2 separate regions of the Homo sapiens genome follow, and region 1 is linked to region 2. The links are chromatin loops, found by intact Hi-C in ENCODE. Cell type or tissue: endothelial cell of umbilical vein. All regions are shown on one strand.

What was found. Hi-C counts contacts between places; a loop is a spot of excess contacts. Peaks named below come from ENCODE experiments on the same cell type or tissue, not always from the same donor. Only the 100,000 strongest peaks of a DNase experiment are listed, where the experiment ranks them.
Region 1: a loop joins it to region 2, with 4 times the contacts of the local background. A loop is called at or near these places in 2 of 110 quality-filtered maps.

What each region holds. Positions count from the first base shown.
Region 1 is chr16:47,700,412-47,708,411 of GRCh38, reverse strand. It overlaps PHKB (phosphorylase kinase regulatory subunit beta), which reads right to left. Exons shown (of 31, transcript NM_000293.3): 31 at 6,889-8,000. Among named protein-coding and RNA genes, the nearest start is that of LINC02133, 150 kb to the left of the region's middle. In endothelial cell of umbilical vein, no CTCF peak of the experiment used is centred here; no DNase peak of the experiment used is centred here.
Region 2 is chr16:47,640,465-47,648,464 of GRCh38, reverse strand. It overlaps PHKB (phosphorylase kinase regulatory subunit beta), which reads right to left. Exons shown (of 31, transcript NM_000293.3): 15 at 7,375-7,430; 16 at 6,773-6,866. Among named protein-coding and RNA genes, the nearest start is that of PHKB, 180 kb to the right of the region's middle. In endothelial cell of umbilical vein, no CTCF peak of the experiment used is centred here; a DNase peak (open chromatin) is centred at 4,064.

The DNA of each region.
Region 1 (8,000 bases), 60 kb before region 2:
TATAATTTTGGGTCATGCAAGGGGAGAATAGGTTTTGGTGGACAGCTAGCAGTTTCTGCCAGAATGCTGTTTTGTGTTGTATAGAGATGTAGGCCATTTACATTCTTGTTACAGATGCACACTTTTTTTTTTACCTTTAATTCAATGCCGTCTGATATTAAAGTGGAGAATCCCAGTTATATTGGATCTGGAGACTGTCATTTCTCTATTTTTTTATCTTGAGCTATATGGTCAATTTTGTGATGCATTCTCACCCCTTCTGGTAATTTAAAATTACTTAAAAATTTAATTTTTTTTTTTTTTTAGAGGCAGAGTCTTGCTATGTTGCCCAGGCTGGCCTTGAACTCCTCCTGGGCTCAAGTGATCCTCCCACCTCTGCCTCCCAAGTAGTTAGGACTACAGGCACATACCACTCCACCTGGCCACTTTTGTATTTTAAAGGATAAACTTTAAAAACTTTTAATATTTTGATTAACTTTAAAAAACAAAGTGAATATTGACTTCTTGCTGTGAAAGACAAGGAAATTAGCTCACTTACACTGGCCGCTCAGCCCCTACTGAGTTGTCAACAAGCTCTAGGATTTTTGTCCCAGCCCATTAGTTATATTATTTTAAATTGTGAAGCTTGTTTTTCATTTTTACATTCTTTGCTGTAACTGTAAATCTCATTATTAATTTTAAATTTTAATGGAGTCATAGTTCATAGTTTTGTTTTGTTTTTGAGACAGGGTCTCACTCTGTGGCCCAGGCTGGAGTGTAGTGGTGCTGTCACAGCCCCCTGCAGCCTTGAACTCCTGGGCTCAGGCAATCCTCCTGCCTCAGCCTCCCTGGTAGCTGGGAGTACAGGCACCTACCACAACACCTAGCTAATTTTTAAATGTTTATTTTGTAGAGACAGAGTTTCGCCATGTTGCCCAGGCTGGTCTTGAACTCGTGGACTCAAGTGGTCTGTCTGCCTCGCACTCCCAAAGCGCTGAGATTACAGGTATGAGCCACTGCGCCCAGCCCATAATTACTTCTTATGTTTTGTGTCTTCTTGGTTACTATACTCTTCACATCAATTCTCTTGGTTGACTGGATTTCGTCAAATATTATTTTCAAGAGAGGCTTGCAGGTGTTATGATTCTTGAGTCCTTGCATATTTTAAGAATTCTTCATTTGCCTTTATAAGTATTTGGGGAAAAAAAATCTCAGGTCACATTGTACAACATTGAACTGATGTGGAGAAATTGAGTGATAGATGACTTTTTTTGGCATAAACTTCTCCAAGTAAATTCTCCCAATGTATGTTTCAATGTTGCTCATTCTGTATTAAATTTTTCTGAAACATGATGTGTTCTCCTGATCTGCAGATTTATTTATTTAGGGAAAACATCATTTACTTGAATTTTTTCTGTGCCAGTCTCGTATCCTTCTCTACCTACCAGTTTTCTTTATGTTGGATCAACCTTGTTTACCCCCATCTCTATTTTTTGTCCATCTGATCAAATATTCCCTGATCAGAGGCCTTCCCACAACCCCAGGAAATCTAATAACCTTTGTCACTCTTTCCTCCTCATCCTGCCTTATTTTCTTCCATAGCATTTATCATCAGTACATACCACCTATGTCCTCACCCCAATTAGAACATAGCTCCACAAGGACGGGGGATTGTCTTTTTGTTTGTTTGTTTTTAACCCTGTGCCAGAACAGCGTCAGGTGCATATAGATGATGCTCAATAAGCACTTGACTGAATTATCTCAAGGGTTCTGTGTGTTGGCAACTCAATTTTTAGCTGTGCGTATTTTGTTCTTTGCTGTTTCTAATTTATGAAACTCATGTCCTTAGCTCTAAGTTTCCTTTCTATTTTATTGTAGTGTCTCATTTTGTCTTTGACTTGTTTTTTCATTGATCCTTTTTCTCTTTAATTTCTTTTAGACTATAGGGCATTTGATGTGGAGGATGTTCTATTTCCTAGAGTAAATTTTCTTTCAGAATGGGTTCTATATCTATCTCTTTTTTTCCTGTAGCATTATTTACATTGTTTACAGGCATAAGGCTGGGTATGGTGGTTCACACCTAATCCCAGCACTTTGGGAAGCCAAGGTGGGCAGACCGTCTGAGGCCAGGAGTAAGAGACCAGCCTGGGCAACATAGTGAGACCCTGTCTCTACAAAAAATAGTTGATGGGCAGTTTCTCTGCATCTTTCTCATGGTTGCACAGCAGCCTTGTGGGTCCCCAGTTACAGTGTGGGTGGTCTTTGAAACTCTCCCACCCAACCTGAACTCTTTGGTCTTCTCCAAGCTGCTTCCAGCCGAGTCCCTTCCTCTTAGACAATAAGACACAAGTCAGGAATATGCAGTCCTCAGAGGACAGAGAACTCAAAAAGTACCAGCACAAGAACCAACCGAGCAGAGGGGAAAGGGACTGACGGACAGCCCTGCCCTAAGTTCCCCACTCCCGTGAGGAGGAAAGCCCCAAAGCCACCTGTTTCCCCCACTTTTCCTCCCTGTCTAGGAGGAGAGGAGGAGCAACTTCTGGAGAGATGGGAGTGAAGGAGGTGGGATTTATCCCTGAGGCTAAGCATTTCTGTCACAAGTGAAAAAGTTTACCCTGTTTGGCAGAACCACCCACATTGGAAGATGCTGTCCTTGGAAACAGGATATGCCCTGGACTAGACAGAGTGAATTTTGTCCAGTTTAAAACAACATTACAGAAATAATAAGAAGAGGGGACAGTCAACTCCAATTACCACTCCTCATAAGCCTCGCCCTCTCAGGTAACAAGAACCAGGTCAGGACCAGCTCCCAGACCACCTGCCATTGGAGACAGTGAGTTCTGGGGAACCTTGCTCCTCATCTGCCTCCCTCCCAGACAGAGTCAGAATGCCACTCCCAACAGCTTTCCGTTCCTTGGGGAGCAGGACTGAGACAGTCATGAGGTCAGTGCACTGCACAAGGGAGCCAATGAGAATGCAGCTGGGGGCTGAAATCCAGTTTACTCTGAGCCATGTGTCCTGGTGTGGGGTTGCATCTGCTCAGAGAAAGGACCTTTCTCTGTACAAAGGTGCCACTCACTCACACACAGGACTGAGCGTGGGCTGGCAGTAGCCCTGCTATATGATGCCGGATGATGTTATGTGTGGTGGGGGAGGAGCTTCCACCTTGGAGAAACACTTTCTGAATTTTCCCCTAAGTGCCGACTCAACAGGCATCTGATTCCCTCCAAATGCATTTGATTTTTCACAAATTAACTAACCTTGTCCTCGCCCATGCACAGCTTCTAGGAAGCCAGAGTATAGGAGCCAAATTCTAATTCTAGTAGGTCTTTTGTCCGCTGCTGCTTTTCAGAGTTTATGGTGTGAGGCTGTACTACCCGCTTCCTTTGTTTGAATGCTGCCGGTATGGTTTTGCTGGTCCATTCTGCCTCAGTTTTCATTCATGTTTTTAGTTTCTGAGACGGAGGACTTTTATTATATGGCTGCATACTGCTATATGCTACTTCCAACCTGTCCTGGATTTAAATGTGGTCTTTCTGTGCTGCTATAACTGTTGCCACATTGTGAAGTGTGAATATGCACTTTCATATGCCATCTATTTAATATACATGCTCATAAAGGCTTAAAGCATCTGCATCTACTGTTTTTTTTTTTTAAGAGGCAAGAGTCTTGCTCTTTCACCGAGGTTAGAGTGCAATAGTGTGACCCTAGCTCACTACAGCCTCCAACTCCTGGACTCAAGCAATCCTCCTGCCTCAGCCTTCTGAGTGGCTGGAACTACAGGAGTGAGCCACCACACCTGGCCCTGAATTTACTGTTTAAGAGTTTTGGTGAAAAGCTAAATGTATTCAGGTGTCCAATAAATGTTATTTGGTGTGAATAAGGCACCACAGGCTTATAACATATTGAAGATGACATCAAGTTGATCCCACATTCTGATTTTTTAAATAATTTAAATTCTGGGATACAAGTGCAGGATGTGCAGGCTTGTCACATAGGTAAACATGTGCCATGGTGATTTGCTGCACTTATCAACCCATCACCTAGGTATTAAGCACCACATGCATTAGCTATTTATCCTGATGCTCTCCCTCCTCCCCACCCCTCTGACAGGCCCCAGTATGTGTTGTTCCCCTCCCTGTGTCCATGTGTTCTCATTGTTCAGCTCCCACTTATAAGTGAGAACATGCGGTATTTGGTTTTCTGTTCCTGCGTTAGTTTGCTGAGGATAATGGCTTCCAGCTCCATCCATGTCCCTGCAAAGGACATGATCTTGTTCCTTTTTATGGCTGCACAGTATTCTGCAGTGTATATGTACCACATTTTCTTTATCCAGTCTATCATTGATGGGCATTTGGTTGATTCCATGTCTTTGCTATTGCAAATAGTACTGCAATGAATATAGGTGTGCCGGTATCTTTATAATAGAATGATTTATATTTCTTTGGGTATATACCCAGTAATGGGATTGCTGGGTCAAATGGTATTTCTGGTTCTAGGTCTTTGAGGAATCACATTGTCTTCCACAATGGCTGAACTAATTTACACCCCCACCAACAGTGCATAAGGGTTCCCTTTTCTTGATAATCTCGCCAGCATCTGTTTTTTCTTTTTAATAATCGTCATTCTGACTGGTGTGAGATGGTTATCTCATTGTGGTTTTGATTTGCATTTCTCTAATGATCAGTGATGTTGAGCTTTTTTTTATATGTTTATTGGCCGCACAAATGTCTTCTTTTGAGAAGTATCTGTTTATGTCCTTCGCACCCCCCCCACCTTTTTTTTTTTTTGAGACAGAGTCTCGCTCTGTCGTCCAGGCTGGAATGCAGTGGCACAATCTCGGCTCACTGCAAGCTCTGCCTCCTGGGTTCATGCCATTCTCCTGCCTCAGCCTCCCGAGTAGCTGGGACTACAGGCGCCCGCCACCACGCCTGGCTAATTTTTTGTATTTTTTAGTAGAGACGGGGTTTCACTGTGTTAGCCAGGATGGTCTTGATCTCCTGACCTCGTGATCCACCCGCCTCAGCTTCCCAAAGTGCTGGGATTACAGGCGTGAGCCACCGCACCCGGCCCCTTTGCCCCCATTTTAATGGGGTTGTTTTTTCTTGTAAATTTGTTTAAATTCCTTGTAGCTTCTGGATATTAGACCTTTGTCAGATGGATAGATTGCAAAAGTTTTCTCCTATTCTGGCTGTCCATTATGATGATAGTTTCTTTTGCTGTGCAGCAGCTCTTTAGTTTAATTATATCCCATTTGTCAATTTCTGCTTTTGCTGCAATTCCTTCTGATGTTTTCATCATGAAATCTTTGCCCATGCTTATGTCCTGTATGGCATTGCCTAGATTTTCTTCTAGAGTTGTTATAGTTTTGGGTTTTACATTTAAGTATTTAATCCATCTTGATTTAATTTTTGTGTAAGATACAAGGAAGAGGACCAATTTCAGTTTTCTGTATATGGCTAGCCAGTTTCCCCAGCACCATTTATTAAATAGGGAATCCTTTCCCCATTGCTTGTTTTTATCAGGTTTGTTGAAGATCAGATGGTTGTAGATGTGCAGTCTTATTTCTGAGATCTCTATTCTGTTCCATTGGTCTATGTGTCTGTTTTTGTACCAGGATCATACTGTTTTGGTTACTGTAGACTTGTAGTATAGTTTGAAGTCAAGTAGTGTGATGCCTCCAGTTTTGTTCTTTTTGCTTAGGATTGTCTTGGCTATATGTGCTCTTTTTTGGTTCCATATGAATTTTAAAGTAGGTTTTTTTCTGATTCTATGAAGAATGTCAATGATAGTTTAATGGGAATAGCATTGAATCTATTAATCACTTTGGGCAGTATGGCCATTTTCACAATATTGATTCTTCCTATCCTGAGCATGGAATGTTTTTCCATTTGTTTCTGTCCTCTCTTATTTCCTTGAGCAGTGGTTTGTAGTTCTCCTTGAAGAGGTCCTTCACTCCCCTTGTTAGCTGTATTCCTAGGTATTTTATTCTCTTTGTAGCAATTGTGAATGGGAGTTCATTCATGATTTGGCCCTCTGCTTGTCTATTGTTGGTGTATAGGAATGCCTGTGATTTCTGCACATTGATTTTGTATCCTGAGACTTTGTTGAAGTTGCTTATCAGCTTAAGAAGCTTTTGGGCTGAGATGACGATGAGGTTTTCTAGATATAGGCTCATGTCACCTGCAAACAGACACAGTCTGACTTCCTCTCTTCCTATATGAATACCCTTTATTTCTTTCTCTTGCCTGATTTCCCTGGCCAGAACTTCCAGTATTATGTTGAATAGGAGTGGTGAGAGACGGCATCCTTGTCTAGTGCCAGTTTTCAATGGGAATGCTTCCAGCTTTTGCCCATTCAGTATGATATTGGCTGTGGGTTTGTCATAAATGGCTCTTATTTTTTTGAATATATTCCATCAATACCTAGTTTATCAAGAGTTTTTAGCATGAAGGGGTGTTGAATTTTATCGAAGGCCTTTTTTGCATCTATTGAGATAATCATGTGGTTTTCATCATTGATTGTTTCCCCATTTTAATTTTTAAAAATTGAAATATGATGTTTTCAGGCTTAAATAACAGCAGAAAATCTGGAAAACATCCTGTTTCTTAAAATGATGCTCTGAAAATGTAGTTGAACTTGATATTCAGTCAGGAGTTTCCAACAGACGTTGCTTGTACAATAAATTTACGCAGTGAATCTGCCATTGTGATAGAGGAGGCTTTAAATCAGATTTAAATCTTGTCATGCCTAAATAAATGTGCTAATATTTCCAGTCGGTCTCTAGTGCAGCTGTTAAAACATTTGGGCTCTGTAGACCAAATGAGACTTCTAAATTTCATATGAGTTCTGTGTTCTAATTCTTATTATTTTTTGCTTTTCTAATAAGAAAACAGGCATTGGCTTTTGTAAAGGTGAATATCAAGATTTACTGATTCTAAATATAACTTTCAGAACAATAAATTTTGAATCTCAAAGCATGAAGTCAATACGTGTCACAGATTCTGAATGCTTTCAGGAGTAGCACAGGAAAACTTCAGAATTTTGCATATGTAACATTTAAGCAGGAAGCTAACACTCAGAAAACACATTTGCAAGTAATGTTTGATTTCAACTAGGATAGCAGTTTTCTGGTAACTTTGCTCAGCTAATCAGATTTTTTAAAAAAATTCTTAAAACTACAACACAGTTTACTTTCGTAAAAATTTCGGCAAACAAAAATTTTAAGTCTTTTGTTTCCCTTTCTTTAATTTCCAGTTTCTCCAGTTATGAAGTGTCAGCTCTCAATTCCCTCTCCATGGACTTCATGCTTACGTTTTTTTCAGGCATTAGTTTTACAAATTAGCTTCACCCTTCACGACTATCTTTTCATAAACTCTCTTAACATATTGAGTCAAGTAGTTTAATTCTATTCTTTGTCAATCCCCCTCCTTAGTTCTTTAGGGCCCAACTGTGTCTCATTCATTTCAATTTTGCCAACTAATATCCATACAATTTCTTATGCAAGATCTCGGCACTGTACCTCAATGTTATGAGAAATGTGACTGACAGCAGATTTTTCCATGTGCTCACACATCCATTCATTTGATATCGATTGACTCAATACTGAAGCCACTCATCCTTTCTTACATCCTTTCAAAACACTACAAATAAGCTGCATTTTTTATGTGACAAATCTATCTTCTCAGGTGAAACTCCAGTAAGATTGATCAGAAAAACAACTCTCTTTGGGGCAAGGGCTCAAACTCATGGGCCTTTTTTTTTTCTATTTAGGAAAGAAATAAAATTTAAATGTTTAATCTACTTTCTACTTTCATTAAAGTTTAAGTAAACTGGGCAACTAAATGTGTATAATGGTAGGTACCACAGATTCTCTTCCATTCTACCTCTAAATCAATTAAATGAAAACACTCGGGAGTTTGAAGCTCAATCTTGTGAACCTAGGAACAAAAAATGTCCAGATATGTTCATTAATTCAGAAATAAAATTTAATGACCCTTAATGTTGTTTTTACTAGTAGA
Region 2 (8,000 bases):
GTCCTGTTAATTTTTGATCTTTCCAGAGAGAAAGAAGCTAGGGAACCCTAATCCAAAAACTTGTAGGAAGACAAGCTAACCAAAGATGTCAACTTAGATTTTGGATTACTGAGAGATTTGAGAGCAAAACTTCTGCAGATCTACTTAGCAACATTCTTAAATTTGATATTGTTCCTATACTGCTATAAATGTACAACTTGCATGGCTCTGATCGTAAAAGAACACAGAGGCTAATGCTTCCTGTATCATTAAAAAAATCCAGTTGTTTAACATTTTAAAAACGAGGGCCATAATCTCCTACTAAATTTCCACCTTTAAGTATTTCCCACCAAAATGAAAATGGCTTCATTGATTTTTTCTGATTATATACATTTTATGAAATATTCAAACCACGTACTCAAAGTGAATGTTCCTGTTTATTTTCACAATCCCTTTTGCAACAACTATTTCTCTGGTATACGCTGAAAGGGGTATATATAGTTCATTGTATGATCCCTAAGGGGCACCAAGATAGGGTTAAAGACTCTTAAAAGTACATCAATAAATATATACTCATATTATACACAGGTCAATATGTGTGTATATTTACATAAATGGGTTCATATATATTCTGTGTCCCATTTTTTAAACTTAATATTGTGGTATTCCAGTTTCAAGATGTTAAAATGGGCTGGGCATGGTGGCTCACGCCTGTAATCCCAGCACTTTGGGAAGCCGAGGCGGGCAGATCACGAGGTCAGGAGATCGAGACCACCCTGGCTAACATGGTGAAACCCCGTCTCTACCAAAAATACAAAAAATTAGCCAGGCGTGGTGGCGGGTGCCTGTAGTCCCAGCTACTAGGGAGGCTGAGAAAGGAAAATGGCATGAACCCAGGAGGCAGAACTTGCAGTGAGCCATGATCGAGCCACTGCACTCCAGCCTGGGCAACAGAGCGAGACTCCGTCTCAAAAAAAAAAAAAAGATGTTAAAATGAGTCTATGCATTTTCTGTACATTTCAATGTTGAAATGATTGAAGAAATATTAAAACTGAAGGGGAAAGCTGGGCGCAGTGGCTCACGCCTGTAATCCCAAAACTTTGGGAGGCTGAGGTGGGTGGATCACCTGAGATCAGGAGTTCAAGACCAGCCTGGCCGACATGGTGAAACCCGGTCTCTACTAATAATACAAAAATTAGCCGGGCGTGGTGACACATGGCTGTAATCCTAGCTACTTGGGAGGCTGAGGCAGAAGAATTGCTTGAACCCAGGAAGCAGAGGTTGCAGTGAACCACGATGGTGCCATTGCACTCCAGTCTGGGCGACAAGAGAGAAACTACATTTCAAAAATAAATAAATAAATAAATAAATACATAAATAAATAAATAAAAACTGAGGGGGAAAGTCTGCAGAAGTATTACAAAATAGGGAAGGGTGCCACAGTGGAGCAGAAACTTCTAGAATGTCTATAAGGTTAAAAACAGATAGTCTTGGAATGAATTAGGAGTTAATCAATGTCAGAGCTGAGCACTTAATCTAATCAAGAAGCCCCTTTACCTTTTTAAACTCCTATCTCCTGATAAAGATAGCTCCCAATTTTTTGTTATTTTAAAAATAATTCAATAAACATCTTTGGACAGTGTGTTATTATATCTGCAGGATAATTTCCTGGACTTGCTGGATCAAAGAGAATACATTCTCTTTGAAATGTAATGTGAGGTTGGTCACCCTCTAGAAATAATGTACCAATTTACATTGGTATTAACTGTGTACAGGCCTTGCCACCTTCTTGGGTCAAAATAATATTTCATTTTATTTTTAAACTACTACATTAAAATATTTTGTGGTTCAGCATTTTCTAATATATTTAATGACTCTTTGTATGTTCTGTAACTTTTTCCTTTTTTTTTTTTATTATTTTTTTATTTTTTATTTTTAATGTTTTTTTTTTTTTTATTATACTCTAAGTTTTAGGGTACATATGCACATTGTGCAGGTTAGTTACATATGTATACATGTGCCATGCTGGTGCGCTGCACCCACTAACGTGTCATCTAGCATTAGGTATATCTCCCAATGCTATCCCTCCCCCCTCCCCCGACCCCACCACAGTCCCCAGAGTGTGATATTCCCCTTCCTGTGTCCATGTGATCTCATTGTTCAATTCCCACCTATGAGTGAGAATATGCGGTGTTTGGTTTTCTGTTCTTGCGATAGTTTACTGAGAATGATGGTTTCCAATTTCATCCATGTCCCTACAAAGGACATGAACTCATCATTTTTTATGGCTGCATAGTATTCCATGGTGTATATGTGCCACATTTTCTTAATCCAGTCTATCATTGTTGGACATTTGGGTTGGTTCCAAGTCTTTGCTATTGTGAATAGTGCCGCAATAAACATACGTGTGCATGTGTCTTTATAGCAGCATGATTTATAGTCCTTTGGGTATATACCCAGTAATGGGATGGCTGGGTCAAATGGTATTTCTAGTTCTAGATCCCTGAGGAATCGCCACACTGACTTCCACAATGGTTGAACTAGTTTACAGTCCCACCAACAGTGTAAAAGTGTTCCTATTTCTCCACATCCTCTCCAGCACCTGTTGTTTCCTGACTTTTTAATGATTGCCATTCTAACTGGTGTGAGATGATATCTCATAGTGGTTTTGATTTGCATTTCTCTGATGGCCAGTGATGATGAGCATTTCTTCATGTGTTTTTTGGCTGCATAAATGTCTTCTTTTGAGAAGTGTCTGTTCATGTCCTTCGCCCACTTTTTGAAAGAGCCCGCATCGCCAAGTCAATCCTAAGCCAAAAGAACAAAGCTGGAGGCATCACACTACCTGACTTCAAACTATACTACAAGGCTACAGTAACCAAAACAGCACGGTACTGGTACCAAAACAGAGATATAGATCAATGGAACAGAACAGAGCCCTCAGAAATAATGCCGCATATCTACAACTATCTGATCTTTGACAAACCTGAGAAAAACAAGCAATGGGGAAAGGATTCCCTATTTAATAAATGGTGCTGGGAAAACTGGCTAGCCATATGTAGAAAGCTGAAACTGGATCCCTTCCTTACACCTTATACAAAAATCAATTCAAGATGGATTAAAGATTTAAACGTTAGACCTAAAACCATAAAAACCCTAGAAGAAAACCTAGGCATTACCATTCAGGACATAGGCGTGGGCAAGGACTTCATGTCCAAAACACCAAAAGCAATGGCAACAAAAGCCAAAATTGACAAATGGGATCTAATTAAACTAAAGAGCTTCTGCACAGCAAAAGAAACTACCATCAGAGTGAACAGGCAACCTACAACATGGGAGAAAATTTTCGCAACCTACTCATCTGACAAAGGGTTAATATCCAGAATCTACAATGAACTCAAACTTTTTTCATTTGTTCCCTTTTCTATGGGGAATTTGGCATTCTTTTTTATTTCAAGAAATCTTGGTATATTAAGAGTATTGCCCCTTAAATCAAATACTTTGCCCAGTTTGCTCCTCTTCAGTGTTGTTATGAAATGTGAGAATGACTGCACAGTAGGTGGAATCTCATTTCAACATGTGGTATTTCAATATAAACATTTTTCTACTAGAAAATTTCACAAGCACCTTTGATATGCCAGGCTGTTTGCTATATTTAGTTATACAGTATTTGTCAATCATTTCCTCAATGGCTTTTTGGCACTGGTATCATTCTAAAAATGGACTTCCCTTCCCAACAGCTAAAACATATTCTCTTATTTTTTTATTCTAGTGCTTTTATATTTAAATAATTTTAAAAGTTTTCAATTTTTGATCTGTCTGCAATTTATTTTTACATTTAATGACAGAAATACATCTAACCTATATTTTCCTAAATGGAAAATCAAACCAACTATCTCTACACAATCTACTGATTGTGATTTGGACCGATTTCAAATAACAACTTCATTGTATACAAAATTAGTGGTGTTGCCAGAGCTCTCTGTTCACTGACATAGTGCACACATCTATGTGAGAGTTGGGTTTGTATCTCTTTCTCCTTTCGAATTGTACATTCCTGTAGAACAGCAGCCCAAGTTGGCACTGTGCCTAGTATGTAGCTGGTGCTCAGGAAATACTTGATAGATGAATGAGGGAGCAACTGAATGTTCTCCTGAGCCACACATGCTGTGAATATTGATTCTGGAATAGCAGTGGTTTTAGACAAAGTCAACTGGCCAGAAACAGTGCTTTGTAAGCATTATTTTGCATAGCTGCACTGAAACCATAGCACATAACACTAGATGCAGCCCCCTTTCCCTCATATATTAATAGTTTCAAATTTTCAGAAATAAATGTATGGTAAAATGTGTTGATCTAGGTGGGCGTCCTTTAAATACTACTCTTTATTACAGTAAAAGGATTCTCAACTTTCTGAACCATGGTATGGCAGGTCTGTGACAATTTATTTAGTGCTCCCCACATTCCAGGGTGCATATAACACTGCCCCCATGTTGTACACATTCATACCATTTAGTGCACCGAAAGACACAGTAGTGACCAAACTACCCGGAAATACATAGAGCAGAAACTACCCGGAAATACATAGAGCAGAATTCTGTATTCAGATCCCCATGAAGCAAATCACACTACAGTCATCACATCATGAATATTAACCACATGCTGTGTAAAAGCCCTGCTCTCAGCTGTCTGCCCTCACATCCTCTTCAGTGGGCTGAAGGAGGGAGTGGCTTCTCAGAAGAAAGGGAGCAACCGCTGGCATAAGAATATGTGCATCAGCTAAGATTTGAGGGAACACCTTTACTTTTAAAAGGCAGACTTATAAGGAGCAGAATACTAGGCAATATATCTTAGTATATATCCAAAGAGCAGCTACTTAGGAACACAGAGGCTACAGCTACAACCAAAAAACAATCTTCCATCTCAACACATGCACAGGAAGGTTGGCTCTTGCTCACAAGTCTGTCTTTTCAGCCACACTACACCAAAATTGCAAGTCATTTGTTAACACCATTTTTAAAACAAGATGTAAAATAAGCCAGGAACTGTTGTAAGTCTTTACTTGCTCTGTAACAGAATGCCTTCTACTGCCTCTGATTCACAAGCACTTTGTATGAACATCTATTATAACAGTTATCAAAGTGAACTGTAATTCACTGTTTTTTTCCTGTCAAACCAATAAACCCAGAGGTCACTGAGAACAGGGACAAAGTCATTTCATATGAGTGTCCTACACAGTGCTCTGCATATAGCATGTGTTTGTTGCTGAATGAATGAATACCACATTCAAGTCATTTGCTCACCATGTTAGCCTTTTAAATCTTGACTGCATGTTGTCTGGTAGGATATAAACTCACCTACTATTAAAATAAGTTGCTAATATTAATTAGACTAGAAAAAACAGATTTGGGTTAATTTGTTTTAAGAGTATGTTTATCAAAGAATAAGCTTTGTTGGCGTTCTCTAGAGCTTTCAGCAGGAGAGCATAAAAGTGTATTAGCAGCCGACAGCCTGCAGCTGAATACTAAGAGCACAGCATAAGAGCCTTAGATTTTGGCATCCTTCTCTCTCCCTCCACGTTGCCTCCGCTCCTTGCCTTGTACCATTATGTACATCTGGGCGTGAGTTTAAATTGTTACCTACTCTAGGGATCCTTGTATTTTCAGCTTTATCTCTTGGCAGGGTAGTGGTGGTTAAATTTATTGGAGAAGGTATAAGGACTCTCCAAGAGCTGGTGCTCTTGGTGACCTGACACCCAGGTTCTGGTTTGTGTTGCCTAATGTCAAGATCCAGGCCTGATACTGGAGTCCTGCATTTTCCCATGTAACATGTACCTCTCTTCTCTAAGCCTTCATTTTTCTGTTATAGCAACAAGACTTTGACTACAACCATTTATATTTAACCTAATAAACTTAATCATGTCCACTTGAGATACACTGTTACAAAGACTTCTACTAAACACTGAGCAGTTTGTTCTTATGTTGTTTTTAACAATTACTAAATAAAAATGGCAGTGTATAAATAAGTAGTGGGTAGGAGTCAACAATGTCGTGTCTCTAACGAGCAAGAACATTCACAAGCATAGGCAATAATGGATCCATCTGCAGAGCAGTGCGTGCAAAAGGCCTCAAATGTCACCTTTTAATTCCATCCCAAATAGGTATTGAACTACATCAATGATAAATACAGATGTTACTTTTACTTTATAATTGCTTTGAGACCCAGCAAACCAAAGAGGTTGAAATTACTTCAGACACCAAACAGTAAGGCAAGAGAAAAAAAGGAAAGTAGTGAATATCAAAAATATTTAGGTATGAGTACGTTTTTTTTAAACAAACCTTCTCACACCTAAATATTTTTTGATAATCAAAGGCGAAAAAATCAAAGATAAAAGGATGAAAAAACCAAATCAAAATGTAAGAATACATTTTGATAAGAGGAAAAAAATCAAATCAAAATATAAGAATAATTTTATTCCTATTAAAATTAAGACTAACTTGTTATTTAACTGCTCAGCCTAGGTTAGTAATAGAGTTTAGAAAGAAGTAGGAATCAACAAGACCTATAAACATAACGTACACACACATGCACACACACATATACACAGTGCAAAGTTTTTTTTTTAGTAACAATGTCCATTAAAGTGGACTTCTCAATTTAATTAGAAGCTTTTGGATTACTGGTCCTATATCAGAATCAGATTTTAACTGTGTGACTTGTCTGTAAACTAAGTCCAACCATCAAGCTCTAGTACCTCTACAAAGTAAGGAAAGTAAAAGGCAGAATCACTTACTTTCACAAGCTCCTGCTGAGGCCATATCTGAATGGGTTCTACTTGTTGAGGAGTTTGAGTTTGAATACCATATGTGTTCAGAAAAACTTGAAGTCTAAAGATCATAGGGATAAAAAGAGACGTTTTAAGACAATGCATTTACAGTTTAGGAAGCAGTGAAGGAGGAGGATAAAAGGGAACATGTTAACTTGGAGGGCATTATTAATTTGTTAGTATTAGCAATTTGCCATCTGCACTAGATTTCAGAGGCCCATATGGATCCTCCATGAAGCATCACATGGAAACATTAGGGGCTGACAGGGAGGGAAAGCACTGATTTTGGTAATCCCCATGTGTTTGCATGAATTTCTCGAAACTACAACCCAGGCAACACTGGCACTGGTCAGTCTTTAATATTCACCTCAACTAAAACAAAATTATTTTTAAACACGAAAAGAATATGCTGGTCATTTAAAGTGATATTAATGATATCCTTGAAAGCCTGTAAAGGAGTTTCTGAAGTTAATCTCTTCTACCATAATCAATATTGTAAACATAAAGCAATCATTTCCCCTCCCCTCCCCTCCCCACAAAAAAACACACCACCCACTTGGATTTCATACCTTTGGCTTTCTGCTATAAGTGCCACATGAACTACCAAGTCATTTTCCAGTGGGCCCTGTAATGCAGAATAAGGGAGGGGGAAAACATTTTAAAAGATCTGGTCATCATCAGCTACAATGAGAAACAAGGACAATATTAACCATCTCTAAGCAGTTCATTAAAATGATGGACACCAGCTGGCTCTCAGCGGCCACCTTTCTTTCCTTGCTCGCCACTGCCTACTAATCAATTTGATGATATAGACAGAGTAATGGAACACAAAGGAATGGAAAGCCATAAACCTCATCACTACCACAGGGGCTAGCCTGTCAGGGCTATTTTGAATGATGCATAAGAGCAGTTTGGGGACCGAGAGTCATTTTCCATCATTTAACTCTAAAGGGAAGAGGAGGAACTAAAAATAAAAACCCAATTTATGTGTTCTCTGTAAAAAAAAAATGATAGTTAAAATTGTTCATTTGACATCTTAACCACATATAAGGTTATTCCCTTTCTTGTTAACCAGTTTTCCTTTGGCACCTTATACATCAAAATAACTTTATTCTAATATATAATTCTTATAATAGAGCATGAACTACCCAGTTGACTATGTAATTACATTATATTCATTAAATGCAAGCTGTTG